Linked DNA regions of Homo sapiens: all the other regions are linked to region 1. A link is a loop called in an ENCODE intact Hi-C map of the cell type or tissue named here. Cell type or tissue: HepG2. All regions are shown on one strand. Links, peaks and the distances in the headings refer to the core of each region. The heading gives the core; the rest is flanking DNA. Region 1 has its middle 72 kb from the start of DLG1. Region 2 has its middle 7.7 kb from the start of LINC02012. Region 3 holds the start of LOC105374308 (a long non-coding RNA gene). Region 4 has its middle 17 kb from the start of DLG1. Region 5 overlaps LOC105374308 (a long non-coding RNA gene). Region 6 overlaps DLG1 (discs large MAGUK scaffold protein 1). Region 7 overlaps DLG1 (discs large MAGUK scaffold protein 1).

Region 1 (4,359 bases), core at 165-4,164:
GTTTCTCTCTCCTATACATCTTGTTGCTCTGGGGCTTCCCATTCAGGGGGTTTCAATGCTTCAGGGAAGGAGCTCAAATCTGCCATTGCTGAGGTTTCACTGTCGAATTAAATTTTCGTGAATCCCAAACATGACAATAGGCTCAAAAGCCAAGTGCTAAGGAGAGGGGATTTTCTAGAAGCCTGGAGGATTAGATCACAGAGTTTTGTGTATGGGAGATCCCTGCAAGGCAGGAAGGGGGAGGGGGAGGCAGCTCTTTTATTTCCAAGGATGGTGGGAAAGGGGGAGGTGGGCATTCAGATGAGCACGGGTCTTCCTGGGTTCCAGTCTGGGAGGAGATGTGTTCAATAAGTTGAGGGGAGCACTCTGTTCTCGGGTATTTGGGGTATTATTTGCAAAGGATATTTGGTCTATTTGCCAAGGTATTTGGGGGTATCTGTGGCCACATCAAAGAAAATGCAGCATATACCATGGGAAGTCTCTGCATACTCTAGAGGCTGATATGGAACTTAGCTGACAGCCCGGCTGGTATCTTGGGAGTTGGGGGAGAGGTTTGTGCCTGGTATTGTAGCCAAGAGCAGACGGCCTGAGTAAGTCTGTATGGAAGTTCAGCCAGACCTCGGGACCTGTGGGGCACAGAGAAAATCCTGAAGGAGACAAGTCAGAGACAACTGAGCCCTGGCCAGACGGCAGCAGAACATCCATCTATTACCTGTGGCCCAGAGCAAGCCCTTGGGCTAGAAGCTGGTAAACCCAGCTGCACAGTTGACTCCCCTGTGGATGAGTCCCAGATGCCCAGGCTCCATGCCTAAAGGTTTGGATGGAATTGGCCTGGCACTGGTATCTTTTTAGAAAGCTACCCAGGGCTTACACACCAGTGAAGTGAACTACTTCCTTCAGGAATAGAAATATCCTCCAAACCGGCTGGGTGTAGTGGCTCACGCCTGTAATCCCAGCACTTTGGGAGGCCGAGGCAGGTGGATCACTAGTCAGGAAATTGAGACCATCCTGGCTAACACGGTGAAACCCTGTCTCTACTAAAAACACAAAAGCAAAATTAGCTGGGCATGGTGATGGGCGCCTGTAGCCCCAGCTACTGGGGAGACTGAGGTGGGAGAATGGCGTGAACCCAGGAGGTGGAGCTTGCAGTGAGCCGAGATCGTGCCACTGCACTCCAGCCTGGGTGACAGAGCGAGACTCCATCTCAAAAAAAAAAAAAAAAAAAAAAAAGAAATATCCTCCACACCAGGGCAAACATGAGGGTGAGGCAAGTGAGGCACCTAGGATGCAAAATTGACAGATGCACTTACTGTCAAGGTCATGTAAGTGCTGTGGTCATGGGACCTTGAGATCACCTCCTTACCTATTGAGGTTAGATGCCTCACTGCCTCGTCCAGCCCTGGCCCTGCTCCACTCTCCTCTCCAGGTAGGTCCCTTCCCTGGGCCCAATTTTTCTTTTTCTTCTTTTCCTTTCCCTTCCCTTCCCTTCCCTTCCCTTCCCTTCCCTTCCCTTCCCTTCCCTTCCCTTCCCTTCCCTTCCCTTCCCTTCCCACCCCCCTCCCCCTTCTCTCCCCGCTTCCCTTCCCCTCCCCTTTCCCCATCCATCCTTCCCTTCCTTTTTCTTTCTTTCTGACAGGATCTCACTCTGTCGCACAAGCTGAAGTGCAGTGGCATGATCACAGCTCCCTGCAACCTTGACCTCCTAGGCTCAAGTGATCCTCCCACCCACCTCAGCCTCTGAGTAGCTGGCACCACTGTGCCCTGCTAATTTTTTATTTTTTGTAGAGATGGGGTTTCACCATGTTGCCCAGGCTGGTCTCAAACTCCTGGGCTCAAGCCATCTGCCCGCCTTGGCCTCCCAAAGCACTAGTGTTAAAGGAGCCACCGTGCCTGGCCCCTGGGCCCAGTTTTTAGAAGTAACCCCAGCTATGAGTCCCTCTACTTTGGAAGCCATCTGAAGAGCACAGATGAAAGTTTCATGGGGCCAAGGGACCAGCTGGGGAATCGGTTTGGGAAAAGAGTTGGCAGAAAACCAAAAAATGAGCAGATTAAATTACTACCTTAACCACTTTGCTGGTTTCTGGGATGAGAACGACATGACATGACTATTAGCTGCCAGATGCAGCTTCGTCATTTCTACCAGCTCTCCAAAGCCATGACATTTTGGTTTACTGACTGTAGGGGAGGGTGGACTAGGTCCAGGGTTCTTTAGAAAGGAATTCAAGTTACACAAACCAATGTGTGTTCACGGTCTGTTGCAGTCTCAAAGAAAAAGTGTGTGTGCCTGCCTCCAAATAGCATGTGGGTGAGACTCGGGGGGCCTTGCATGGCTCCTGGTTGCTCATCATCTGTCTCACCCAGAAATCCATCCCAGCCATGGTGAATCAGAATTGTCACCATGGAAGGCAGACCTTTGAGAAGCATTTGGAACCGCTCAGTTTGTTAGTGTGAGCTCAGGGCTCCAGTGAATGGTCCAGTACTGTGCATAAGCCCAGGGCTTGACACGCTAGAACAAATGTGTCCTTTGTAAATAAGAAGTGACCTTTGTTTCCCTCTGCCCCAGCGTCCCCCTACCCTTGCTTCATCCTGGCCTCAGTACTGACCCTGGATCCCCCAGACAGAAACCTGACCTGGCCTTGCCAATGGAATTGGACACCCTAAGCCACGAGAGAGCTGGGATGGGGGCATCACTCCGTGTTCGAATACAAAGTCCTTCTTATTGGGATAAGAGCGAGGGCCCTGGCCTGTAGGAGCAGAACTGTGTTCTAAACTGCCAGAGCACCTTCTAAAGCCTGGTTTTGGCCGGGCACGTGGCTCATGCCTGTAATCCCAGCACTTTGGGAGGCTGAGGTGGGTGGATCACCTGAGGTCGGGAGTTTGAGACCAGCCTGACCAACATGGAGAAACCCCTTCTCTACTAAAAATACAAAAAATTAGCTGGGCGTGGTGGTGCATGCCTGTAATCCCAGCTACTCAGGAGGCTGATGTAGGAGAATCGCTTGAACCTAGGAGGTGGAGGTTGCAGTGAGGTGAGATCACGCCATTGCACTCCAGCCTGGGCAACAAGAGCAAAACTCTGTCTCAAGAAAAGCCTGGTTCTGTTTCTATCACCCCTTTCTCAGCTTTGGCAGTGGTAGGAAAGTTATCGCAGAGGAAGGGTTGGTAGACAGGGGACTAGCATCTGGTCACGCCACTGACTCCCAGCTGCTGCTTAGGGTCCTGTCGGCAGCCTCTGGCCCAGGTCACAAACCTTCAAATCCTGAAGCAATTTCCTTTAGAATAATCAATCATTTGAGGTCTGACTTCCTTCAGATCTGATGGCTTATTCAGGTCTACTGTAGAGGGGATCTGCCTGTTCTCTGGGCTCTGGAGGTGATTAACATGTGAGCAGCTGTGGAAGCTCTCTAATGAACTAGGCCACTTAAGCTCAAGGAGTTCTTTCTCTCTCTGCGGTAATTTCTGCTGAGAGAAGCAGCATCAATGACCCATAAAACTCAAGAGCTTTTTCCCTTACCCATTTGCTGGGATCTATTAATCTCATACCATAGCCAGCAGCTAACCCATCTGCAAGACACCTGGTCTTGATTTAATTAATGTGCAAAGCCAAAGAACATCAGGCAGGTAAAAATCTGCAATTAACAACTGTCTCTCAAGATTTTCTTTGTTGGGTCCTGCTTCTCCCCCTTTCAGGCAGAGGGAGGGATGAGAAGGAATCAAAGGCAAATACAGTTTAATTCCATCTTGAGTAATTGCTCCGGAAAGGCTCTAAAAGAATTGCTGGCTGTTTAACTCAGCAATTTGAACTTGCATTTAGGAACATCATCAAACTGTAAGTGCTTTGATCTTTTTTATGCTTCTGTACATAAGAAAACCAAACACGCCCAATTCCTATGCTGTGTTGTCATAAGAATTAGAAACTCTTGGCACACAGCTGTCAGTAAGAGGTTCGGGAGGGGCTGGCTTTTCTTGAAGGAGGAAACAGCTGAATGCCTCAGAGTGAGCATCAAAAGACAGGCCAGGAGGCTGGAGCTCTGGACTCTGTTCCCAGTGGCTCCCGAGATGACACTGGGCAGGACATGCCCCTTCCTGGCCTTCATTTTCTAGTCTGTAAAAGAAGGGAGTGGAACCAGATGGTTTCCATATTTTGAAGTCCTCCCTCCCCAAACCCCTAGGCTCTGCCATTCTTTGCTTCTAGGAAACACATTCCTTTCTCACACCGCAAACCCAGAGGTGAGGGAGGTTAGGCAATGGCAAAGGTAACTAGGCACAGAAACTTGCTCTGCGGGCTCGATTAGCAACACATTTCAGGAAAAGGTCAGCAACTGTGGATTCTGAGATTTCTTTGAACAGTTACACCTT
Region 2 (4,359 bases), core at 290-4,289, 130 kb after region 1:
GCCCAGGCGTTCAAGGCCAGTCTAGGCAACATAGCCAGACCTTGTCTGTGAGGAAAAAAAAAAAGATGTGTTAGATGTTGCTGTTATTATTATTACTATTGTTTTCCAATGAGGAGAGTGAGGCCCAGAAAGGATAAGGCGTTTGCTGCCTGGACGATGTGGCCAGTTGGTAGTAGAAGAGGGAATAGTAACAAGGCTTCCTGGCTGCCCAGATGGAATCCATTATTTCTTGGACATTTAGTGGTTGCTGCTTCATGGATATCTTTGAAGCTAAACAGATTAACAAAAGCCCACTTGGTGGTAGGCCATGCTGCGTAAGGAGCCTCTGGTACCACCTCCATGATCCTCAGGAACAGGAGGAGTGAGGAGAGGAGGAAGAGGGAGAGAGAAAGGAAGGTGGGGATAGAGGGAGGAGGTGGAAGAAGAGGAGTCTTGAGTCTTCTTAGCTCAGCCACTAAACGGGAGGTGGTCTCACTGGGGATGCTTCTGAGAGGACACTTTCATTAAGAAGAACTAAGCCAGGCATGGTGGCTCACACTTGTAATCCCAGCACTTTGGGAGGCCGAGGCAGGTGGGTCACCTGAGGTCAGGAGTTCAAGACCAGCCTGGTCAACATGGTGAAACCCCGTCTCTACTAAAAATGTAAAAATTATCCTGGTGTGGTGGCAGGCACCTGTAATTTCAGCTACTCGGGAGGCTAAGGCAGGAGAATCTCTTGAACCGAGATCACACCACTGCACTCCAGCCTGGGTGACAGAGTGAGACTCCATCTCCAAAAAAAAAAAAAGAACTAGGCCAGGCATGGTGGCTCACACCTATAATCCCAACACTTTGGGAGGCCGAGGCAGGCAGATCACCTGAGGTCAGGAGTTCGAGACCAACCTGGCCAACATGGTGAAACACTGTCTCTACTAAAAATACAAAAAAAAAAAAAAATAGCCAAGTGTGGTGGCACGTGCCTGTAATCCCAGCTACTCAGGAGGCTGAGGCAGGAGAATCGCATGAACCCAGGAGGCAAAGTTTAGAGTGAGCTGAGATTGGGCCACTGCACTCCACCCTGGGTGACAGAGCAAGACTCCATCTCAAAAATAAGAAGAAGAAGGAGAAGGAGGAGAAATAGCCCTCTAAAATATTTCAAGTTTAAGAATTTTGTTCAGAGAATAAGGATGAGAGTTTGGTTGCCTATTGTCTCAGCCTGTTTTGTGTTCAATTTTGGCTCAGTCCCAACCTCATGAATCTCTCCTTTCAATCAAAGAGGAGCTGCCTCTTCATAGCCCAGGTGATGTCAGGGAGGCTGTGGCCAGCATGGCAGGAGCCCTCTTCATTGCCTGAGGAACAGTAAGTGCTTGCACCCAGCAGTTAGAGACAGTCTGGTTCTGAATCCTGTCACTTTCTAACTAGGAAAGATATTTAAACCTAAGCTTCATTTTAGTTATCTATAAAATTGGGATTATAAATCTTGCCTTATAGTATCACTGGGAGAATCAAATGGGATAATGCATATAACATGCTTAACCCAAGGCCTGGCGTGTAGGAAGCACTTAATAAATGCTTATTACTTAGGATCAGATGTGGCTTCCTGCCCCCATGTGTATGCGATGGCTTCCTCATCTCCTGTCCAACTGGACTAGGGGTTCAGTTAGGATTTGCTTTGCATACAAGGAAATAATTCCAAAACTGTAATAATGCAGAAAAGGTGGAAGTTTATTTCTTCTCACATAAAATCTGAATGAGGGGTCAAAGGTGGAATGTGGTTCCCCAGTGTCTGGGATCCAAACACTATCTTGTTGCAATGTCATAAATATCTTGACTTTATGGCCCAAGATGGCAGCATCCCAAGTTCCAGGCTGCAGGATGAAGTGCCGAAGGAGCCAAAGGAGATGCATATAAGCTCCCCTTAAGGAAGGTTCCTGGAAACTGTTGTACCACCATTTCTGCTTACATCCCATTGGCCAGAACATAGTCACATGACTACCCCCTAGCTGCAAGGGAATCTGGGGAAATGTAGTCTTTATTATGGCAGCCATGTGCTCAGCTGAACATTGGTGGATCTATCCCTATAGAAGGGGAAAATGAATTATCAGGAACATGCAGCAATCTCTGCCCCCAAGTCCCAGCTTGTCTAGGCTAGCTAGGCACCTGGAAGCCAAGTACCTGAGCACTAGAAAACCGGGATGGGGGCATGCTGCTTCTCCTCAGCCACCCCCAGTGGCTCAGTCTGCAACTGAGAACATGGAACTGGAACCGAAACTTAGGCCTCTTGCCATGGGTCTGAGAAAGCCCTGCCCTGTTTAATCACCTCCCTGACGCGTCCCAGCCTCAACACTAAAGGCAGGAGGGATACTAGAGAGGCAGCTGACTGCCCCCTCCTGGCCAAGGAGAGGACAGTGAGCAAAGCTGCAGCTCCGAGGGGCAGAGGGCACAGCAAGCTGGCAGGCTTGGCACAGCCTGGTGGAGTCGCCCACTGCAGGACACACAACTACAAATTGTGGGAAGGCCGGGCCACCAGCCAGTGCCACAATCCAAGTGCCTAACTGGAAGGATCTGCACTGGGGGCTCCGCCCTTCTTCATCCTGTTAATGAGAACACTCGAGCAGGCCATCTGGCCTTTGCCAGGCTCCCAGCACACCTGTCTCCTCTCTGTCCTGATGTCTCTGAGAAGGGGAGGAAAACTTGCCTGCATCTCCCCACACTGGCACTTCTGAAACAAGCCCTCCGGCCCTTTCTGCTCCCGGAGTTTCACTCCTAGTAGCCACCAGGGGACAGAAAAAACCACAGCCACAGGTGCTCCAGCTCTCCCTCTCCCAGGCCTAGCCCCAGGTCTGTCACTAACTCGGGATGCAGCATCCCCGTCTTCTCTGACCCCCCTTTTCCTTGCTGTGCCTTGAGTCGCTTTTTAGATATAAGTTTCCTGGGCTCCACTCAAGACTTACTGGTTCTGTTTTTGAACCAGTTTCCCAGGAGATTCATGTGCGGTGCGTTTAGGATCCAAGGGGCTGGACGGCTTTCACAGTCCAGCTTAGAGTGATCTGGTTCTGACAGGACAGAGCTGTCTGAACAATGTCCTGGGGGATGGGGCACTCCTAACAGCCCTTTCTTCCCAGGGGCTGGAGTTCTTCAAGCCTCCCCAAATTATCCACTTTCCTTTCAGAGTCCATCCCCCTGAGGTGCTAAGCCATTCTCATCCTGCTCTGCTAGCTGGGAAATGTCCCGTCAGGTGCCCCACCTCCTGTTTCTATCTGTCAAAACCCTCTTCACTTGTCAAGTCCCAGCTGAAACACAACCTCCTTTAGGGAGCATCCGTTACCTCCCCAGTGAGAATTTCCTGCTCCTTCCTGGGCTGCCATGAACTTTGCTCATACATCCACTATAGCCCAGGCTGTCCTGAGTGACAGCTCTCCAGGTTGGTGCGTCCTATCTGCTCCACCCCCTCACGCCCTCAGCCCCACAGGACTGGGAACTCCTTCAGGCTGGGAATCAAATCTTACCATAGATATCCTGCAGCCTGATTATAGATCACTCTCAACCCTGAATGCTTAAAGAGAAAACACAGGAAGCCAGGGCCTGGGTAGGACAAACTGAGTGCTAACAGAAAGAGTCCAGGCCGGGCGCGGTGGCTCACACCTGTAATCCCAGCACTTTGGGAGGCCGAGGCGGGTGGTTCACGAGGTCAGGAGTTCAAGACCAGCCTGATCAAGATGGTGAAACGTCGTCTCTACTAAAAATACAAAAAATTAGCCAGGCATGGTGGCAGGCACCTGTAATCCCAGCTACTTGGGAGGCTGAGGCAGAGAATTGCTTGAACCCAGGAGGTGGAGCTTGCAGTGAGCAGAGATCGTGCCACTGCACTCCAGCCTGGGCAACAAGAACAAGACTCCGTCTCAAAATAAATAAATGAAGATCCCAAACACAGATAACCAGGGCAGGAAGAACTGGTCCATTCCCCTCCCCTAAGCTGAATGAATGAATGGGCTGATCCTCCTGGATGATTTTGAGGGTTTGTATTCCAGAAAAAAGAAAAACAAAAAACCCCTTCTTTGTCTAGGATGGACTTGTCTAGGCTTTTAGGCTTAAGGCCTTCTGGCGAATAATTTCTTAATCCACTCAGGAAATCTTCAGGGATTTCCAGTCAGGTGGTGATGCAGGGCTGTGGAGTCTGTTCTGCACTTAGCAGTCAGGAAGGGGGCCTGCAGAAGGCAGTGCCCTCCTCTGCCCTAGGCCTCTAGGATGAGCCTGAAAGTGGGCTCTGGCTGCTGTGGTTCAACCCTGAGTGGGTCCCCATTTCTGTCTGTGCCTCTAGAACACCCTTGGGCTACAGTGTCTGCATTTCTCAGAAAGGCTGGGGTGGGGACGGGAAAG
Region 3 (4,359 bases), core at 238-4,237, 88 kb after region 1:
GAAGTATCAGTAAGGAGCCTCCGACAGAAATGGTAGGCTGGCAACATCCTGATCAGCAGCAGAAGTGATTTTCCCGTGTCCCCGTGTCCCTGCTCACCACCCACGCTCCCGAGAGCTCCCAGGCCAGGCCTCACAGGGCTCCTTCCCTGTGGGAGCGGAGGTTTGCCGCGAGCCATCGCCCGGCACGGGACACGTCTCAGGGGGAAGGAACACGTTTTCTCTCAGACTGAGCGCTCGCTGACCCCGGCTCCCAGGCACCACGTCTACCACGTGACTGGATTCCTGCGGCCGCCGCGAGCCGGGAGAATTCTAATAGCGCAGATGCCCGGAACCGCTGCAGCAGCCCGAGCCGGAAGTGCCAGACTCCTACTTCCCACCGGATGCGGGGCTCGGCAGGCTCGGCAGGCTCCTCCGCAGGCCACACAGCCGGCGGCACAGGCCTCCTGCGGGGAACCCCACCCCACCGGCCAGCCCGGTGCTCTGCCCTCTCTGGGGGTCCCGACCACTGTCTCCCTCCACACCCAAGAAGGGGAGCCTGGTCTTGTCTTTCCAGCTGCCCCCACCTGTCCTCCCTCTGGGGCTTCCTTTCCATCTGAACTGGATTCAGAGGACACAGAGTTCCCCAGCTTTCTCCGCTTTTGATGCCCTATCTGGTCCTCAAGCTGTTTTTGTTTTGTTTTGTTTTGTTTCGTTTCGTTTCGTTTTGTTTGAGATGGAGTTTCGGTCTTGTTGTCCAGGCTGGAGTGCAGTGGTGCAATCTTGGCTCACTGCAACCTTCGCCCCCTGGGTTCAAGTGATTCTCCTGCCTCAGCCTCCCGAGTAGCTGGGATTACAGGCATGCACCACCACACCTGGCTAATTTGTATTTTTTTTTTTTTTTTTTTAGTAGAGACGGAGTTTCTGCATGTTGGTCAGGCTGGTCTCAAACTCCCAACCTCAGGTGAGCCGCCCACCTTGGCCTCCCAAAGTGCTGGGATTACAGGCGTGAGCCGCCGCGCCTGGCCCCTCAAGCTGTTTCGTGGCTGCCAATGCCAACTGGGAAAAAGACACAGTGGTAGAAAGAATTAGAGATGAGACGCAGACTTGAGAATTCTTTTCAAATTCAAGAGCAGTAGTTTGTCTCAGGAGATGCTGGTCCTGTCTCACTGTGAGAATCCCTATCATAGACCTTCCCGGGCAAAGCCCTTTCCCGGGTTCCTGTCTGAGGAGGGAGGTGAAGCCTCTTGGGTCCTCAAGCAGCGATTCTTACCCTTTCCCTGCCTGGGTCACTGCCCATCCACAGCTTCCCGGGGAGAACAGTGACGGGAACTAGCTGACCGCTCGGAGCCTCCAGGCCAGTCCCTTTCTGTGAAGACTCACAAGGCCTTACTCGTTGCGTAACATCCCAAAGCCGTAGTTACGTCATCTGTAAAATGGAGATAAAAATCCCACTTCACATGGTTGTTGGGGTGATTAAAGGAGATAATATAGGCCAGGCATGGTGGCTCACACCTGTAATCCCAGCACCTTGGGAGGCCGAGGCAGGCAAATCACCTGAGGTCGAACCCTGAGGTCGGGAGTTTGAGACCAGCCTGACCAACATAGAGAAACCCCGTCTCTACTAAAAATACAAAATTATCTGGGCGTGGTGGTGCATGCCCGTAATCCCAGCTACCTGGGGGGTTGAGGCAGGAGAATCACTTGAACCTGGGAGGCGGAGGTTGCAGTGAGCTGAGATCATGCCATTGCACTCCAGCCTGGGTGACAAGAGCAAACCTCCATCTCAAAAAAAAAAAAAAAAAAAAGAGGAGATAATATATAAAGTACCTGGCACCCAGCAGGTATGATAAATTGGTCCCCTTATTTCTGCTGATGCAGGAAAGCAGAACGCTTGAGAGCAAGGCTGTGGCGGGTGAGGCTGTTCAGTGTGTGCCTGTCTGTTCAGCAGCTGGGTGGAGGCTGAAATACCACATGCCCTCCACTCACCCTGTCAAGTGCCGAGGGTGGGGCATTCTGCACAAAAGCTTTGTCTCTCCTGCACACAGGCACCCTAAGGCTGAGATTCTGCACAAAAGCTTTGTCTCTCCTGCACACGGGCACCCTAAGGCTGAGCAGCACTCTCTGCCGGGTGACTGCGCCAGCGCCCAGACCACCTGCTGGAGAAAGAAAGCATGGCACGTTGAAGGCAAGCATTTGTACTTTGCTCTTTCCTCACAGTTAGACCAGGCTCCCCTCCTCTCCCGCTTGTCCTCAGAGGCCTTGGTGAGGTGGAGAACGGCTGCCATTGTGATGGGTTCCCCTTTTCTCATTGCGGGGGGTCCCTTGAAGGGGGTTGGCCTGCCTGCATTTGGGCTCTGGTAACCACTCTTCTTCCTAGCAGGCTTCCCATTGGGGCAATTTGCAGGGTCCTAAACTCAGAACCTCTACCTTTACATCCAGGGCCCCCAAGAGGCTCTCTTTAACATTATGGACAAACAGCCACACAGGGCCTTTTTTCCCCAGGAAGAAAAGACCAAATGGAGCTCAAGGCCCAGCTGTCCTGGGAGTGGTGCCTCAGCCGTGGCCCTCTGGGAAGGGGTTTCTGTGCAGGGCTGCCCTGAGGGTTACCCTTTTCCATCTTCATTTCTATCTCACATAGTAGGCAAGACAACAGACAGGATTCAGACAAGATTACAGCTCCAAGGGTTGATCTGTGTATTTCCCTTGCACGCTGCTCTCTTGCTGGCACCGAAGGGCACCCCAGTCCAGACTGGTCAGAAACAAACACTCACAGAACCCACAGAGCCAGGGCTAGACACAAAGGCCAGGCAGTGTGCTTGCAAAACGAGACTTTCCTCTCCCAAAGACTAGAAAAAACTAGGCTTGCAGAAGCAGGAAGAGGCCGCTGGACCTGGACGGGAGGACGACACCTGGATTACTGGGTGTGGCGCCTTCCACCAACAGTGCTGGCCACATGTGAACAGCACCTGGTAGCCTTGGAGGCTGTGAGTAGGGATTGGGGTCAGGAGGGGTGCGGTCAGGAGGGATGTGGTCAGGAGGGGATGTAGTTAGTGGGGATGCAGTCGGGAGGGGATGCAGTTAGTAGGGATGCAGTGAGGACGGGTGTGGTCAGGAGGGATGTGGTCAGGAGGGGATGCAGTTAGTAGGGATGTGGTCGGGAGGGATGCAGTTAGTAGGGATGCGGTCAGGAGGGATGCAGTTAGTAGGGATGTGGTCGGGAGGGATGCAGTTAGTAGGGATGTGGTCGGGAGGGATGCAGTTAGTAGGGATGTGGTCGGGAGGGATGCAGTTAGTAGGGATGTGGTCGGGAGGGATGCAGTTAGTAGGGATGTGGTCGGGAGGGGATGCAGTTAGTAGGGATGTGGTCGGGAGGGATGCAGTTAGTAGGGATGCGGTCGGGAGGGGATGCGGTTAGTAGGGATGTGGTCAGGAGGGGATGCGGTTAGTAGGGATGCGGTCGGGAGGGGATGCGGTTAGTAGGGATGTGGTCGGGAGGGGATGCAGTTAGTAGGGATGTGGTCAGGAGGGGATGCAGTTAGTAGGGATGCGGTCGGGAGGGGATGCAGTTAGTAGGGATGCGGTCGGGAGGGGATGCAGTTAGTAGGGATGCGGTCGGGAGGGGATGCAGTTAGTAGGGATGCGGTCGGGAGGGATGCAGTTAGTAGGGGTGCGGTCGGGAGGGATGCAGTCAGGAGGGGATGCAGTTAGTAGGGATGTGGTCAGGAGGGATTCAGTTAGTAGGGGTGCGGTCAGGAGGGATGCGGTTAGTAGGGATGCGGTCGGGAGGGGATGCGGTTAGTAGGGATGCAGTGAGGACGGGTGTGGTCAGGAGGTGTGTGGTCAGGAGGGGTGCGGTCAGGAGGAAAAACCTCACCCGGAGCAGAACCAGGTGTTCATGTCTCTATATAATTGGAGCCGTGATGGACGCTACTCTCCTGAGAGGCCTGACTGTGGTGGGAGTGCTCTCCTGAAACCAAGCAGTTTCCAATGGCAGAATCCTTTAGAAAACAGTAGAACTGTGGGAGCTCCAAAAGCAGATCTCATGAAGGTAGAAAAGAGAATGGTGGTTACCAGCGGCAGGGAAGAGTAGAGGGAGGGGGAGGATGAAGGGGACAAAAAGAATGTAAATGTATTACCACTGAACAGTACCCTTAAAAATAGTAAACATGGTAAATTTTAGATGTCTATTTTACCTCAAAAAGAAAATGCTGGAACAATTTCAGCCAAAAAATAAAAACCCTCAATTCATGAGCACAAAATAATTTAGTTTCTCAGGTGACTGGAATTTTTTTGTACTATTTTTAGGAAGAAGACCTTAATAAGAAATCAAAAACAAATCAAGGGTTTATTTTTTAAAACAACAAAATACCAGCAGCTTCC
Region 4 (4,359 bases), core at 145-4,144, 55 kb before region 1:
CTCTGGATATTAGACCTTTGTTGGATGAGTAGTTTGCGAATATTTTCTCCCATTCTGGAGGTTTGTCTGTTTACTCTGTTGGTAGTTTGTTTTGCTGTGCAGAAGCTTTTTTGTTTAATTAGGTCCCATTTGTCAATTTTTGTTCTCGTTGCAATTGCTTTTGGCATCTTCATCATGAAATCTTGTCAGTGCCTATGTCCAGAGTGGTATTTCCTAGGTTTTCTTCTACGGTTTTATAGTTTTAGGTTTTACACTTAAGTCTTTAATCCATCTTAAGTTGATTTTTGTATATGGTGAAAGGAAAGAGTCCAGTTGCAATCTTCTGCATATAGCTAGCCAGTTACCCTAGCACCATTTATAGAATAGAGAATCCTTTTCCCATTGCTTGTTTTTGCTGACTTTGTCAAAGATCAGATGGTTGTAGGTGTGCAGCTTTATTTCTGGTTCTAATCACATTTATTGATTTGCATGTGTTGAATGAACCTTGCATCCCAGGAATAAAGCCTACTCGATTGTGGTAGATTAGCTTTTTGATGTGTTGCTGGATTCAGTTTGCTAGTATTTTGTTGATGATTTTTGCATCTCTGTTCATCAGGGATATTGATGCTTTCTTTTTTTGTTGTGTCCCTGCCAGGTTTTGGTATCAGAATAACATTGGCCTCATAGAATGAATTAGGGAGGAGTTCCTCCTCCTAAATTTTTTGGAATAGTTTCAGTAGGATTGGTACCAGCTCTTCTTTATATGTCTGGTAGAATTTGGCTGTGAATCCATCTGGTCCAGAGCTTTTTATGGTTGGTAGGCTTTTTATTACTGATTCAGTTTCAGAACTTATTATGTTCAGGGTTTCAATGTCTTCCTAGCTTAATCTTGGGAGGTTGTATGTTTCCAGGAATTTATCCATTTCTTCTAGGCTTTCTGGTTTGTGTGCATAGAAGTATTGGTGATAGTCTCTGAGGGTTTTTTTTGTATTTCTTTGAGGCAAAATGACCTCATTTTGTAAAACAGTGAATTCTAAGCTGAATTTAGTTCTCTAAGATGGCCCCATTCATGAGAAACCTTCCAGTTCCCAGCATACTGCTCCTAGGGTATTTAAACACCTTGGCATAAGGCTGTCTGGGGAGCGAGCCCATCAAACAAGTGTTGGGTTACTAGAAAGTCACCCTAGTTGAGAAGGAGACTAACAGGGATGGATGGCACAGTGAGGAAGAGAAAAAGAGAGGGAAGAAGGTGGTAGTAAGGACTGGGGCTCTCCTGGTTAACAGCCACTCTCTTGACATTTCCAGCTCCTTCTGCAGATCCAAGCTCACCTATATGAGGATTATTACTTCTTGGAATCAAAAGAAGTGATTGACACCATTACCAAAGCATTCTTTAAAGATCTGCCATTTTATGGGGTGCACCTAAGAATTCCTTTTTCTTTAATATTTTCTTCTAGTTTATGTGCTCAGTGAAGAAACATTAGAAAACAGAAAAGCACTAAGAAAAAAAAAATTAACCAAACTCACACAAGCCAAAGATAACAGCCAACTAACATTTGCTGTAGATATGTCTAGTATTTTCCATGCATATATATATATATATGTTTCTTAGAAAAATAGTATCATACATGTTATTTTGTAGTCTGCTTTTTTTAAGGAATTTACATTTATTTTATAGCTTCAAAAAGGCTTGGTGCATGATAATGACAGAAAATTAAGGATCTATACAAGGGATATTTACCCCCGGGAAGATGTATGTTACAACTCAGTTAATGCGTCAAATGTTAAATGTTGTGATACCGGCGTTTTATTTAGATGTTTCCCATTTATGATGATTGTTAAACATACATCACATGTCTACACAGACATACACCTTCCAAGCTGGGAATCAGGTCTGAGTGATCCTGTCGGTGTTCTGCCCACAATTTCATGAGTGACCTTAAGCAAATCAACTCAATGCTGCTTCTCTAGATAAAGTCCCAATCTTGTCTGGCACATCCAGCCGTAAAAACTCCTATCCAGTTCCCGGAATGTACCATGCTCTTCCGTGCTGCCATATTTTTTAACATCATTTTTTGGGGGGCCTAAAACACTCCTTCCTATCTGCCTCATTAACTCTTCATTATCTTTGTAAATTAAAAAAAATTTAAATTATAGTAAAATAGATATAAAATACACCATCTTACCCTTTTTTTTTTTATTCTGAGACAGAATCTCACTGTCACCCCAGCTGGAGTGCTGCACTGGCGTGATCTCAGCTCACTGCAACCTCTGCCCCCCCGAGTTCAAGAGATTCTCCTGCCTCAGCCTCCTGAGTAGTTGGGATTACAGGTGCCTGCCACCATGCCTGGCTAATTTTTGTACTTTTAGTAGAGATGGGGTTTCACCATCTTGGCCAGGCTGGTCTTGAACTCCTGACCTCATGATCCACCTGCCTCGGCCTCCCAAAGTGCTGGGATTAAAGGCGTGAGCCACCGCGCTGGGCCTTACCCATCTTTAAGTGTACAGTTCAGCAGTGTTATGTACATTCCCATTGTTGTGCACCCGATCCCCAGAGCTCTTTCATCTTGCAAAACTGAACCTGTACACACATTAAACAGTGTCTCTGCATTCCTCCCTCTCCCCGCTGCGAGCGATCGCTGTTCTACCTTCCGCCTCTAGGAATTCCACTGCTCTAGATGCCTCATGCACGTGGACTAATACGGTATTTGTCTTCTTTGTAGCTGGCTTATTTCACTTAGCATAATGTTCTCAAGGTCCAACCATGTGGTAGCACGTATCAGAATTTCCTTCCTTTATAAGGCTGAATTAAATTCCATTGTATGTATGTACCTCATTTTGTTCATCCATTCATCTATGGATGGACATTTGGGTTGTTTTTATTGTTGGTTGCTATAAACATGTGTGGACAAATTATCTCCTCAAGACCCTACCTTTAATTCTTTTGGGTATACACCCAGAAGTGAAATTGCTGGATCAATTGCTGATGGTCATTCTATTTTTGTAGCCTCCTTTTAAAACTTTGCTTTTTAGTACTTATTTTCCCCAAATTAATAATTTCTCAGGTAAATAAGAAACCAATCTTTTACAGAATAGTTTTTTTATCATCCATAGAGTGTTTTATCAAATGGCCATACTTATTAAATTGGTTGCTTCCAGATTTCCATTATGAAAAACCATGCTAGATAAACAAATGTTTATCCATAAGATGAATTCTTGGAAGTGAAATTACTGGATTAAGAGGTGTACATTTTAAAAATATTGATGCATAGTGTTATGGTATATGTACAAACTTCTAAAGGTTTATTTTTATGAAGCATCAGCCTCTGTTGCCAGCACTCTGTATAAGCAGGGCAAAGGCTGGCAGCTTAAGTACTCTCTAGTCTTTTTAAACTTTACCCTCAAAGAAAATAAATCTTTATACCAAAATTCTTATTCAGAAGTGAAAGTGTTATATAAGTCATCATTGACAGTAAACACAGTGAATGATCAGATCTTGCTGCTTAAATTTTAAATTAATATAAGTAATATCAAATCCATTTTTAAATGGTCCTCCCTCAGTAAACATAAAAAGTTCCTTCAAATTCATATATTATTTTTCAGATTACAAACCACTTCCACTTATGTTTTCTTACATATTCCTTATAGTTAGTTATTGTTTTCCCTGGTTTACACATGAAGAAATCGAGGCCCAGAGAAGTGACTTGCCTGAGGCAACAGAGCTGATAATCAGTGTCTTCTAGTTCCAAGTACATTGCTTTTCAAGCTGCGGATGACTCATCTTAACCAGTCCTTGAGGTCTTGTAGTAAGTAAGCATAGTGGAGACTTTTCCAAGCTTCTTTTTCAAACCAGAAAGAGGTAGTCGTGGTTTTTGGAAAGTAGCTAAAACTATGATTTAATAAGAGGGAATTTTGTAGCCAAAACCTAGTACATAAAATATAAATAGCCCTCCTTCTTTCCCCTAGAATTGTGCGATGCCCTTTGTGGTGCTGGTATGGCATGGTGTCAAACGTGTGGGCTCCGGCGTCATCCTGCTTGGACTGGAATGTTGGCACCAGGATACTAATTTTGTGATCTGAACAAGTCAACCTCTCTGCACTTCCATTTCCTTACCTGCAAAATGTGTAACAAGACCTCCCATCTCAGTGGAATGTTGTGAGGATTGGATGAGATAATGTCGGTAAAGTAATTAGCACTGTACCTGGCGCAGGCTCACTGCCTGATACATAGTAATCCTTACTACTAGGTGTTAAGGACCTAAGTAACACTGTTCCTCTGTTTTATCCTGGGGAGAAGGGTACATGAAATGGGCTAGTGAACAAGTTAAGAGAGAAAATAGCCTTCTCTGATCCCTCGGCTGATTAAAGAAGGTAATTAGA
Region 5 (4,359 bases), core at 135-4,134, 52 kb after region 1:
CTGACTTTTCAATACTTCCTCCAGAGGCAAAAATCACAAAATGCTTTCACCGCAATGGGTCTCAGAAGTTATCTCGTGATACCTATTTAATCCCCTGTCTGTGGAGGAACATGACGTCCCAGGTAGGGAAGTGCATTGCTCAAGGTCACATAGAGAGGTCAGGGGACCTGGTCCTGAGCCCAGTTCAGGGTTCTTTCCATTTCCAAGCTGTCTCTAGCCACAGGGCCAATTCTCTTCTACCTTCCCACAGCAGATGTTTCCCAACCAACCAACTAGCCAACCAGCTAACCAACCTGCAAGTATTTCCTATAAGCCTTGGACTGTGCATTCTCTGATGCTCTGCTGTAAACGATTATTTTTTTACTGTTCCAAAATGCAGCAGTAAAGAGTAAGCACTCACCTTTGGGGGCAGAGCAGAACTGGCCTGCTTCTTTGAGTCCTGCTTCGATTTCTGGAGCTTAAACATAGTGTCCCATCATTCCTTGAAGACATGCAGCTGCTAAGAAAGAGTTGCATATTTGTAAGTGGGGGCCAGTGAGAGATGTCTGGTCAGACCCCAGTTCTGGGGCGGGGTGGCTTTGGTCTGAGTGGTGGTCAGACCTATGCAGGAAGCCGCACCAGGCAGAGAGGAGGCCTCGGCCCGCCCAGGTTCCCACCCAGGTGTCCACCCTGGTGCAGTCCCCTCTGTCTGCCACCACGAGGACCTCTTCCTGAGGTTCCAAAGTTGAGCCGAGTGTAGTCCTTGCCCAGTCGATGCTTTCTGGGCTCACTCTCTCAAAAAGGAAGTAGCCCCTTTTATTCTTAGACCACCACAGATGCAGACAAAGCCCGGATTTTAAAGAGGAAATTTCTACTAAAATAAAATAGAAAATAAACAAAACCTAGATAAGATTATATTTATAGACTATAATTTTCTAAATAAAATGTAAAATGCACATTTATGGTAGAAAACGTGGAAATATATGTTTTAAGAATTCATAAGCCCACCCATCGCCTAGCCCAGTGCCGCCTCTGACACGGTAGCAAGTAAGCATGCGCTGCTCCCGAGCATTGGAAATGCGGCTGATCTGAACGGAGATGCACTGTAAGTATAAAATATACACCGGAGTGGAAGATTTAGTTCAAAAAATGTAAAATATCTCATTAATACTTTCAAAAATACTCATTACATGCCTGAGATGATAACATTCTGGATATATTGGACAATACATAATTTTTTTTTTTTTTTAGAGTCCAGTGGCATGATCTTGGCTCACTGCAACATCTGCCTCCCAGGTTCAAGCAATTCTCCTACCTCAGACTCCCGAGTAGCTGGGATTACAGGCATCCGCCACCACACCCAGCTAATTTTTGTATCTTTAGTAGAGACAGGGTTTCGCCACGTTGGTCACGCGGTCTCAAACTCCTGACCTCAGATGATTCACCCGTCCTCGGCCTCCCAAAGTGCTGGGATTACAGGTGTGAGTCACTGCACCCATCCAGCCAACAAATATATTATTAAAATTAATTTGACCTGTTCCTTTTTACTGTTTTCAGAAGCTACTAAAAACCGTAAAATCATATATATGACTCACATCACATGTCTGTTGGACGGCCCTGACCAAGAGAAACCACGGATAACATTCTGGCGCACCTGCTCCATTGTGGGGTGTATGTATTTGACGAGTCTGGCTCCTGGTCAAACACCTATGTGTGATTTTTCAGGTCTGACTGCAAGCAATGGCAGAGGCTTGACCTGGCAGCCCTCCTGGGGAAGCTCCCCTCCCCACACCAGACCTGGTGCCCAGCCAGCACACAGGAGGCTCTGAGGGGAGTTAAGGACTCAGCCCTGCTATGCTATGCTCTTCACATATTTGCATTCCTAGCCCAGTGTCTTCATTCCTAAATCTCTTTCTCTGAGGCCTTCGGCTGAGGTTTTTTTTCAGGTGCCTCTTCCGAGGCCTCTTTACCAGGGGGAGGAGGGCGAACCCTGAAGACATGCTTCCCCACTCTGAATCAGCACCCAGGATTTTTCCACTCTACCCCACACCCCGACCCCAGGGTCCATAAAACTGCTGGAGCCTTTGGTTGGGGGCTCCCTCAACAGTGCAATGTCCGCCACATCTGCACGGATCCACCTGACCCTTGAACGGTGCACTGTTTCATGGGGAAAATGAAACAGGAGAGCCAGCGGCTTCTCTGGCTTTAGCCTCCTGTTTATATTAACACTGTTATAGCAAGTGATTAAAGGCTGCACTGTTACTTTTTTTTTTTTGGCTCATTCTTGCTGTGATGGGCTACTCTGACACCTGACAGCTCAGCTCTCTCTCCCAGCTTAGCAGAACTCCCAACAGTATTTTTTAAATTTTTTTGGGGGGGCTGGACAGAGTCTCACTCTGTTGCCCAGGCTTGAGGGCAATAGCGCAATCTTGGCTCACTGCAACCTCCACCTCCCAGGTTCAAGTGATTCTCCTGTGTCCGCCTCCTGAGTAGCTGGGATTACAGGCACCTGCCACCACGCCCAGCTAATTTTTGTAATTTTAGTAGAGATGGAATTTTGCCATATTGGCCAGGCTGGTCTTGAACTCCTGACCTCAAGTGATCCGCCTGCCTCAGCCTCCCAAAGTGCTGGGATTACAGGCATGAGCCACAGCGCCCAGCCCTCCCAACAGTATTTTTAAAAACAAAACAGTAATCATATTGAAATACAATTATATCTGTATCAGTCAGGATCCCAACAGGAGACAAATGGCACTGTCAAGTTAGGGTAACTCAGGGAGGTTTTATTTATAAAAAGCTAACTAATAATAAACTTAAGGTTGGAGTGTAGGAGAACGAAAAAAATAGCTCAGAACCTCAGGGCTGGCGGCGGCAGACCTATGACCATCCCTAAGTCCTAAGGGACCCGAGGAGGGATGGGCTCCCAGAACCAGGAAAGCGAGGCAGCTGTGCTTAGGACCCGAGGAGGGATGGGCTCCCAGAACCAGGAAAGAGAGGCAGCTGTGCTCAGGACCCGAGGAGGGATGGGCTCCCAGAACTAGGAAAGAGAGGCAGCTGTGCTCAGGACCCGAGGAGGGATGGGCTCCCAGAACCAGGAAAGAGAGGCAGCTGTGCGGAGCTGGGGGGCACTTAAAGGAAGAAAACGACCAGCCCAGGGCACGGGCATAGGAATGCAGCCAGGGAAATAAGCACCCTGGAGTCCCTTTTCTCCTTCCCCCTGATTTGCTAAGGCTCTTCATTGGCTGAATCCAGTCAGAAGCTGGAGGAGATGGAGTCCCTGTTGCCCTAGTCCTCTTTCAGTGCAGGAGGCAATGGAGGTGGCCGGAGATGGGAGTAGGAGGATGGGGTGAATCTATACAGGCAAAGAGCTGACTGTGACCAGCCTGGACAACACGTCGAAAACCCGTCTCTACTAAAAATACAAAAACTAGGCAGGTGTCGGGAGGCTGAGGCAGGAGAATCACTTGAACCCAGGAGGCGGAGGTTGCAGTGAGCCAAGATCGTGCCATGGCACTCCAGCTTGGGCGACAAGAGTGAAACCCCATCACAAAAATTAGCCAGGCATGGTGGCGCGCCTGTAATCCCAGCTACTTGGGACGATGGGGCAGGAGAATCACTTGAACCCAGGAGGTGGAGATTGCAGTGAGCCGAGATCGAGCCACTGCACTCCAGCCTGGGCGACAGAGCGACAGAGGGAGACTCCATCTCAAAAAACAAACAAACAAACAAAGAGCTGTCCGCACTTCTGCACTTTTTCCTTGCAGCATTGCCCTAAGTCGTAGCCTAATTGCCCTATTTCCTTGTTAATGTAACAAGTCTTAGTCCCTACGGTGACCGAGTGGGCGCAATTTACCAAACACCCCACCCAATGCCTCTATCCTGTCTGGGTTTCTAGCCTGAGCTAGATTCAGAGGGCACTATCTGATGGGGTGTGTCTGCACACACACATGCACGCGTATTGTACTCTTAGTCCCTATCAGAATACGCTTCCTTCAGTCTTAGCGGTGGGTGTGAGCCCCCGGGCCTCTGTGTCTCTAGCCTTGTAGAGCTCATCCACTGTGTCTTCGATGGGCTGCTTCCTTTGAATCCTGCCCTCATTTCCACTGTCCTCAGCCTCTGCTTTATTGAGATGAGTCCCACACCTCCCACCCACTCCACCCCACTCCTTGCTGGCTAAGCACAAGTGCCTGGTACCCTCCAAAAAAATCGTTAGTCTACGAAAAAGGGGGAATCTGGAAAAGATGGGAGTGACCTCTGTAAGCTAAGATTTCCAGAGCTAAGTGCACTCCCCTGGGAGAGCACGCAGACCTCCACTCCCTAATTGAGTCTTCAATTGTCTAGTTTAAGTTTGCTGGAAAATTAGATGAAAAAACTCCCCAG
Region 6 (4,359 bases), core at 100-4,099, 110 kb before region 1:
ATGTTGGGACACAAAGGGGAGAAGAGTAGCTCTGAGAATACACTGAGAAGATTTAAATATAATCAGGACTTTACAGACCCTTGCTGCTGGGAGAAAGGCTTCCTGTAAATCTCAGGGAAAAAACATCTGTGCAACACGCTTTTGGCTATCTAAAACACATTTCAAAATACCGCCCTTTCTAAAGGATATAAACTAAGCATCACATGGATTCACACATCTATTTTCAAATCTATAACAATGGTTACACCTTATTTTTAAAAGACACTGAACAAAGGGTCTCTCACATCTGTCACTAACAATGAAATACAGAAAAGCATATTATATCTTACCTTTGTGGTTACAATGCACAGGCAATCCATTACTCTACCATTACAATATTTTATACATAAAGCAAAACTATTTTAAGTTGCCTAGTTGAACAAAACATGTAAATAAAAATAAATAAAGCTGTGAGATAAAACCATAAATGAAGAAGTTATAACTGTAACTAGATCTCTCCAGGATCCATTCTTAGAGGTAGCAATTTTTCTACTATCTAAAATACAAGAAACCAGAGTCTGTCACGTGCCCTACAATCTTCTTTATGTAATCTGTATCTGAAGAACTTGAAATTATCCCACAAAACACTGTGGAAGATGTCAGGGTTTATTCCACAAGAGTCCACTGCTTCTTCAGATGCTGTTTCATTAATCCCTCTTTTCAAGATATGAGGTTGACAGGAAGTCATCTGATGAAATGCTCCACAAAGAGGTTCCCCCGATATAAATTTAAATCTGCTTCTCCTCGTTAGCTACAGTTTGGATACTCAAATGACAACCACCAAAAAAAAAAAAAAAAAAAAAAAAAAAAAAAAAATCACTAAAAATATGCAAGCAAACATTTCTTCCACTAAACCATTTCAGCAACTGCAGCCTGCAAAGTAATGACTTTCTCGAGCAGTAATGAATGGAATATTCCATGTGGTTTTTTGAGAAGGGGAGCAGGAAAAACAAAATACAATAATTTAAAATATTATCTCTAAAACTTGCCTTTTTTTCTTTGCTAAAAAAGTGAATAAATAACATTTTACCAACAAAGGCAAATTTTAACTTTACTGCCTTACTAAATCCATTTCACTGATCCCCCACACACCAAAAAAAACCACCACAAAAAGATAGTTACAACTATGTAACCTTTCAAACTCCTCAAGAAGTCTTTGTTTTTAAGTCAACTAACTTTGTGAATTCATGTCCTGTCTCCAAGATCATTAGGACTGGAGCTAGATAGGCTAACAGACACAGGGGACATGGCAGAGGGATATGCAACTGGCTTTCAGTATCATAAGCTTCCAGCCACACTCCCCTATACAAATGCCATAGTGAAGTTAGCTACATGTGGTGGCCTGCGCCTGTAGTCCTAGCTACTTGGGAGGCTGAAACTGGACAATGGCTTGAGCCCAGGAGTTTGAGGATGCAGTGAGCTGTAATTGCAGCACTGCACTCCAGCCTGGGCAACAGGGTGAGATCCTGTCTGTAAAAACCTTTAAAATCCAAGAAATTTTCTAACAAATTTTTAATGCATAATAAGGAAGAGTATTATCTGCAATTTTTGTCCACAAAGTTTCCTCACAGTTTACAGATATTATGAATGACCTCAAGTTCAAACAACTGAACTGTTCCTACTTGCCTCTTATACCCCATTCCTCCTCCTAACATTTCAAATACACATGGACTGCACTAACAACTTTCAGACTAAACCACATTTCACTGTTAAGCGTTATGAAAAGGAGTTAATACATAGATACCATTTGGTAGAACCTATCAAATAGTAAGCATTATCAATGTTGTTATTACTATTATTAGTATGTATCAAATTACAGCCTTTTATTTAAAGCCTAACAGGGTATACTTGAGACAGGCCCAATGGGACTTTACCTTACTTTATCTAATGGGGCTGTTGTGTGAGGATTAAATAATATACACAGGGCACTTAGAATAATGCTGACTTGTTAGGTCAATAGTGGCAATAAATAGTGCAACAGTGCTCAGTAAATGCCAGCTACAGCTATAGATCTATTGTGGTATAATATGAAATATATTCGGTCTTTGTTTCTGTCAGAGTGCCTAAAACTCTTGGAAATTCCTAAGTAATGGGAAGGTCTTCTTTTGTTCATGACAAGCCCTTTGGATCACAGCTAATGCTAATGAGGTAACTTAAAGTGAGACCCCTAGAAAGCCTCAGGATGAGGCTCATCACCAGAAAGACCACGGGATTAGAGGATTAGAGGGTTAGAGGGCTGGAACTTTCAGCTCCACCCACCAACCTCCAGGAAAGGGGCAGGGGTTGGGGGCTGGAGATCAAGCTCTATAAAAACTCTTAACAACATGTGATGTGCTTTTGGGTTGGCAAAGGCAAGCTGGGAAGGCTGAGGACTCCAACTCTACCAGGATAGAAGCTCCTGCACTTGGGACCCTTCCAGACCTTGCCCTATGTATCTCTTTTTCTGGCTGTTCATCTGTATCCTTTATAACATCTTTTATAATAAACTAGTAAACGCATTTCCCTGAGTTCTGTAAGCCATCCTAGCAAATTAACCAAACCCAAGGAAGGGGTTGTGTGAACCCCAATTTAAAACTAGTCAGTCAGAAGCATAGGTCACAATCTACTATTTCCATCTAAATGGGGGCAGTCTTGTGGGGCTGAGCCCCCAACCTGTGGGATCTGACACTATACTTCAGAGACTACTACTATCTCCAAGTAGACACTGCCAGAACTGTATTTACGTAGAGACTACTACTACCTCCAAGCAGATAGTGTCAGAATTGAATTATAGGACACCCAGTAGGTGTCCACTGGAAAAGCTTCACCAAAAACCTCCTCACACATCTAGTCAGCACAGAAGTGTGCTGTGTTGAGAGCAGAGGGAAAAAATGGTTTTTCTCCTCTCAGACCTAAATACATATGTATGTAGCTATGTAAATGTCATCATGGGCCAACACATCCCTTATCCCATGCAGGATATAGCCTGGAAATTACATGCTCTGTTGAGTACTCCCTTTTCCCCACCCCACCCCTGCAATTATCATTTGCTCCCAACATGAAAGAGTAAAGCTCATATAAGGCTCAAGGCTCATAACTCCCTAAATAAAGTTTATCATTTTTAAGCAGAATACTGAAAACAATGGAAGTGATATCTAAGTACTGACTAGGCATTGCATTTTGCGAAGAAAAATAAGGAGGTATGTAAAACCCTTTACCTGGTTGCTCTCTTAGTATTCTGAAGTTTCTCTTGTGAAATTTTTATCACATCTAGAGTAGTCTAGCCCAGAGAGGGCAGGCATCCCTAAGTTTGGCAGACTTCATAATAGAAAAGGCTGAAAATCACTACGGCAAGTTAGAAATATCATTCAGCCTGTGTAACTTAAGCAGTCATTTTCTTCGGGGGGGTGGGAGGAGGGTCTCAACTTCCTCTTTTGTAAAATAAAAAAACTCAATGACTCCTAAGAGTCCTTGAATTTATACCATGCCTATGTTTCAGTTTTTAAATCCGTTGGATTCTAAGGTCCAACAGGACAAGACTCAAGAATGTCTCATGAGGCTGGGCATGGTAGCTCACACCTGTAATCCCAGCACTTTGGGAGGCCAAGGTGGGAGAATCACTTGAGGTCCGGAGTTCGAGACCAGCCTGGCCAACATGGTGAAATCCCATCTCTACTACAAATACAAAAATTAGCCAGGCGTGGTGGCGCATGCCTGTAATCCCAGCTACTCGGGAGGCTGAGGTGGGAGAATCACTTGAACACAGGAGGTGGACACTGCAGTGAGCCGAGATCTCACCACTGCACTCCAGGCTGGGCGACAAAGTGGGACTCCATCTCAAAAGAAAAAGAAAAAAAAGAAAAGAAATGTCTCAAATACCTACCACTTTATCCCCATCATCTTGGGGGATAGCAGGGTGACCACAATGTTTGCTGAATTAATGAGTGGCCTTTCTAATATTTAAACTATAGGTGATTACAAAATTGAAAACAGCCTGAAACAATCCTGAAAATTAGACATTCCATTTTCCCAGTAAAAATAGAAGTTTGCCAACTCAATTACAAACCTGTAAGAATAAGATGAAATAGTCAAATATCCAAATTAATCAGTTAACATATAATTACTTAACAACACATTAAAATAGTATGTCTAATATATTATTCCAGTCACATTTCAAAGAACAAATTTTAGTTAAACTCCTCACATTCATCTCCGATGTCTAGGGTCATCATAACCACAACCACTTTTTAATGATCTAATCTCTGTGACCTCAAACATCAGTTTTATACGGTTTAAGTTGTTTGAGATATGGCCCTTTCTGAACTACAACGTCACTTGACC
Region 7 (4,359 bases), core at 187-4,186, 95 kb before region 1:
TTTTGTCAATGTTTAGAGGACTTCAGATTAAACCTGGTACACTGAATATATGTGTGTGTGTGTGTGTGTGTGTATGTGTGTGTATATATATATATTTTTTTCTTTATTTTTATTTTTATTTTTTTTTGAGACAGTGTCTTGCTCTGCCAGCCAGGCTGGAAGACAGTGATGTGATCTCGGCTCACTGCAACCTCTGCTTCCCAGGCCTCCTGCCTCAGCCTCCCAAGTAGCTGGGATTACAGGTGCCCGCCACAACAACCGGCTAATTTTTGTATTTTTAGCAGAGATGGGGTTTCACCATGTTGGCCAGGCTGGTTTCGAACTCCTGACCTCAAGTGATCTGCCCGCCTCTGCCTCCCAAAGTGCTGGGATTACAGGCGTGAGCCACCGCACCCGGCTGAATATATACTTTTAACTCTACTGCCTCCTAAAACTCCACTCAAATTAAAGCAGATGGCTTATTTTAAAATATTAAACCACAAGGTCAAAGAGAAAGGGAAAAGTATCCCTTAACACCATTCAGTCAGAAAACTCCCCTCCCAATAAGATAAACACTGAAGGGCTGAAAGGGGGGACTTGTAAATAACAGGCACAACTTTTAAAAAGCTGTATGCAAAAATTAACATAAAAAAATCAGTAGTATTTCTATAGACCAACACCAAACAATCCAAAAAAGAAATCAGGAATACAATCACATTTATAATAGCTACCAAAAAAAAAAAAAAAACCAAAACAAACCTAGGAATAAATTTAACCAAAGTAGTAAAAGATCTCAACAATGAAAACTCTAGAACACTGCTAAGACAAAGTGAAGAGGACACAAAAAAAATGGAAAGATATCCCATGTTCATAGATTGGAAAAACTAATATTGTTAAAATGTCCATACTAACCAAAGCAATATACAGATTCAATGCAATCCCTAATAAAATACCAGTGACATTCTTCATAGAAATAGAAAAAACAAGCCTAAAATTCATATACAATCATAAAACACTCCGAATACCCAGAACAATCCTGAGCAGAAATAATAAAACTGGAGGCATCACATTACCTGACCTACTACAAAGCTACAGTCACCAAGTGAGCATGGTACTGATGTAAAAACACACACAGACCAACGGAACACAACAGAGAACACAGAAATAAATCCACACATTTAAGCCAACTCATTTTTGAAAAAGAAGCCAAAAACACACAATGGGAAAAGGACAGTCTCTTCGATAAATGGTGCTGGGAAAATCTGGATATCCATATGTAGAATGAATCTAGACTCCCATTACTCACAATATGAAAACGTAACAAAAAACAAATCAAAATAGATTAAAGACTTAAATCTAAGACCTGAAAAGATACAATACGACACGACACGACACGACACGATACGATACGAAAACATTGGGGAAATGCTTCAGGATGTTGGTCAGGGCAAGTATTTTTTAGGTAATGCTTCAAAAGCACAGGCAACAAAAGCAAAAATAGGTAAATGAGATAACATCGAGCTAAAAAGATCCTGTACAGCAAAGGAAACGACCAACAGAGTGATGAAACAACTTACAGAATGGGAGAAAATATCTGCAATTTATCTGACAAGTATTAATAACCAGAATATATAAGGAGCAACAAAAAAGCAAGTATCTGATTTTGAAATGCACAAATGATCAGATTAGACATTTCTCAGAAGACATACAAATGGTTAATTGGTATATGAAAAAATGTTCAACATTACTAATAATACTCAGGGAAATGGAAATCAAAACCATAATAAGCTGGGCACGGTGGCTCACGCCTGTAATCCCAGCACATGGGAGGCCGAGGCAGGCAGATCACGAGGTCAGGACTTCAAGACCAGCTCAGCCAGCATAGTGAAACCCTGTGTCTACTAAAAATATTTAAAAAATTAGCCGGGCATGGCAGAGCACACTTGTAGTCCCAGCTACTCAGGTGGCTGAGGCAGAAGAATTGCTTGGACCTGGGAGGTGGAGCTTGCAGTGAGCAAAGATCACGCCACTGCACCCCAGCCTGGGCGACAGAGCAAGACTCTGTCTCAAAAAAAAAAAAAAGAAAAAAGATATTCTCTTACCCCACTTAATATGGCTATTATCAAAAAGACCATAAATAACAGATTCTGGCTACGGATGTAAAGAAAGGGACACTCTGGTACACTGCTGATGGGAATATAAATTAGTACAGCTATTACGGAAAACAGCATGGTCATTTCTCAACCACCATTTAATCCAGCACTCTCACTGCGAGGTATACACCCAAAAGAAAACAAACCAGTATATCAAAGAGAGATCTACATGCCCATGTTTATCGCACCACTATTCACCACTGCCACGATAGGGAATTAGCCTAAGTGTCCCTCAACAGACGAATAGATAAATAAAATGTAGCATATATAGACAATAGAATATTATTTAGCCATAACACAGCATGAAGTCCTGTCATCTGCAGCATCATGGATGAGCCTGAAGGATATCTTATGAGAAATAAGCCAGACAAAGAAAGGCAAATATCACATGTTGTCACTCATATGTGGAAGCTAAAAAGCTGATCCCATGGAGTTGGAGAGTAGAATGGTAGTTTATCAGAGGCTGAGAAGGGTACAGTGAAGGAGGGGAGGAAGACAAGTTGGTTAATGGGTACAAAAATACAATTAGAAGTGTTCAATAGCACAGTAGGTGACTATAGGTAACAACAATTTATTGTATATTTCAAAATAGCTAGAAGAGAAAATCTGGAATATTCTCAACACAAAGAAATGATAAATGCTTGAGATGATGGATATCCCAATTACCCTGATTTGATCATTAAACATGGTATGCATGTATCAAAATACCACAAGCACCATATAAATATGTATAATTATTTATCAATTTTAAAAGAGTACTATTGAAAGCAGACTATGTGTATATTCTTCCAGACATGCCTAACCTCATGGTTTTCTTTTCACACACAGTCATACTATGCCTCCTGACATGTAACCTGCTTTCACTCATTTAATAACACATAATGGATACACAGAATATATTTTGCCTGCTACTTTATCTTGCATTAAATGGCTCTACCATAATGTGTTTATCCGATCTCTTACCGATAATCTTTTATATCCCTTGTTGGTTTCTACTAATTAAGGCTGCAGTGAGCATCCCTGTACAAATACCTTCAATAATCTGTGGTGAATCTGGAGCATATGCTGGATCAAACGATACGAATATAAAGTTGTCTTTCAAATTAGTTGCACTACTGTATTCTCCCTTACTAACTGTACAGGAGCTTCTGTTTCCTCCTATTTATTTAATCTCTGACAATCAAATTTGTTAAAAATATCCTTGCTGTCAATGTAATTTGCATTTTTAAGTGTGGCTGAGCATTTCTTCATAGGCTTATTGGCCCACATTTATTTCTTCTTCTTCAAACTACAATACTCACACTGTTAAGTCAGTTTCCTATTGAACACGGGCCTTTTTCTTAGTTTCTATAAGAAGTTTCTTAAGTTGAAAGGACTGGAAATTAAAATTAATCCTTTTTCATATATGTGACAAATTTTCATCCTAATATATAATTTATCTTTGTATTATATCTTTCAAGATTCAGAAGTTCTACAATCAAAATTTGAAGTCAAAGTCCACAAAGAAATTCTATAAAGTCAGCAGCATTTTTAACCTTTTAATTTTTGTGGTGTTTTTTGGTCATGGTTAGAAAAGCCTTCCTTATTAAAAATCAAAATTTTTATTTTTTTTAATTTTTAACTTTTTTTTTCTTGTTTGGAGACAGGGTCTCGCTCTGTCGCCCAGGCTGGAGTGCGGTGGTACGATCTTGGCTCACTCCAGCCTTGACCTCCAGGACTCAAGCGATCTTCCCACCTCAGCCTCCTGAGTAGCTGGGACCACAGGAGGGAGCCACTACACCCAGCTAATTTTTGCATTTTTTGTAGAGATGGAGTTTCACCATGTTTCCCAGGCTGGTTTCGAACTTCTGAGCTTAAGCGATCTGCCCAGCTTGGCCTCCCAAAGTGCTGGAATTACAGGCATGAGCCACTGCGCCCAGCCCCAAAATCTTACTTTTATGGTTTTTTTTTTTTTAACCTTTGAATCTCTAGTCTAGTTGAAATGTATTGTGATGTTAGGAGTAGGGTGCATCCTTTTCTACTGAAATGTCCCATTAAATCAGGAAATTCCTCCTACTCTTTCATCTTGCCTTTTTTTCCAGAGGGAGTCTCACCCTGTCACCCAGGCTGGAGTGCAGTGGTACGATCTTGCCTTCCTGGGTTCTTTGGCAACCTCCGCTTCCTAGGTTCATGCGATTCTCACGTCTCTGCCTCCCAAGCAGCTGGAACCACAGGCACGCACCACCAC

What was found. A loop is a pair of places that touch in the nucleus more often than their neighbours do. Peaks named below come from ENCODE experiments on the same cell type or tissue, not always from the same donor. Only the 100,000 strongest peaks of a DNase experiment are listed, where the experiment ranks them.
Region 2: a loop joins it to region 1, with 2.8 times the contacts of the local background. A loop is called at or near these places in 8 of 110 quality-filtered maps.
Region 3: it touches region 1 in a loop (6-fold over the local background); 9 of 110 quality-filtered maps call a loop at or near these places.
Region 4: a loop joins it to region 1, with 2.5 times the contacts of the local background. A loop is called at or near these places in 7 of 110 quality-filtered maps.
Region 5: it touches region 1 in a loop (2.5-fold over the local background); 3 of 110 quality-filtered maps call a loop at or near these places.
Region 6: it touches region 1 in a loop (3-fold over the local background); 5 of 110 quality-filtered maps call a loop at or near these places.
Region 7: a loop joins it to region 1, with 16 times the contacts of the local background. A loop is called at or near these places in 2 of 110 quality-filtered maps.

The regions. Positions count from the first base shown.
Region 1 is chr3:197,368,323-197,372,681 of GRCh38, forward strand. No RefSeq gene overlaps it. Among named protein-coding and RNA genes, the nearest start is that of DLG1, 72 kb to the left of the region's middle. In HepG2, for the core only: no CTCF peak of the experiment used is centred there; DNase peaks (open chromatin) are centred at 2,239, 2,589 and 3,869; H3K4me3 peaks cover 771 bases.
Region 2 is chr3:197,499,772-197,504,130 of GRCh38, forward strand. No RefSeq gene overlaps it. Among named protein-coding and RNA genes, the nearest start is that of LINC02012, 7.7 kb to the right of the region's middle. RefSeq lists a silencer at 2,520-2,683. In HepG2, for the core only: CTCF peaks have their summits at 2,353 (motif pointing left) and 2,757 (motif pointing right); DNase peaks (open chromatin) are centred at 1,990, 2,330, 2,745 and 3,369; H3K4me3 peaks cover 2,007 bases.
Region 3 is chr3:197,456,379-197,460,737 of GRCh38, forward strand. It overlaps LOC105374308 (a long non-coding RNA gene), which reads right to left and starts at 1,910. Exons shown (of 5, transcript NR_189108.1): 1 at 1,807-1,910; 2 at 1,250-1,405. In HepG2, for the core only: a CTCF peak has its summit at 2,116; DNase peaks (open chromatin) are centred at 313, 1,373 and 2,133; H3K4me3 peaks cover 2,057 bases.
Region 4 is chr3:197,313,702-197,318,060 of GRCh38, forward strand. No RefSeq gene overlaps it. Among named protein-coding and RNA genes, the nearest start is that of DLG1, 17 kb to the left of the region's middle. In HepG2, for the core only: a CTCF peak has its summit at 2,635; a DNase peak (open chromatin) is centred at 2,560.
Region 5 is chr3:197,420,580-197,424,938 of GRCh38, forward strand. LOC105374308 (a long non-coding RNA gene) reads right to left here. Exons shown (of 5, transcript NR_189108.1): 4 at 401-499. Among named protein-coding and RNA genes, the nearest start is that of LINC02012, 87 kb to the right of the region's middle. In HepG2, for the core only: no CTCF peak of the experiment used is centred there; a DNase peak (open chromatin) is centred at 2,132; H3K4me3 peaks cover 722 bases.
Region 6 is chr3:197,259,930-197,264,288 of GRCh38, forward strand. The region is part of intron 4 of DLG1 (discs large MAGUK scaffold protein 1); the gene reads right to left. Among named protein-coding and RNA genes, the nearest start is that of MIR4797, 32 kb to the right of the region's middle. In HepG2, for the core only: no CTCF peak of the experiment used is centred there; no DNase peak of the experiment used is centred there.
Region 7 is chr3:197,273,139-197,277,497 of GRCh38, forward strand. All of the region lies in intron 4 of DLG1 (discs large MAGUK scaffold protein 1), which reads right to left. Among named protein-coding and RNA genes, the nearest start is that of MIR4797, 19 kb to the right of the region's middle. In HepG2, for the core only: a CTCF peak has its summit at 3,891 (motif pointing right); no DNase peak of the experiment used is centred there.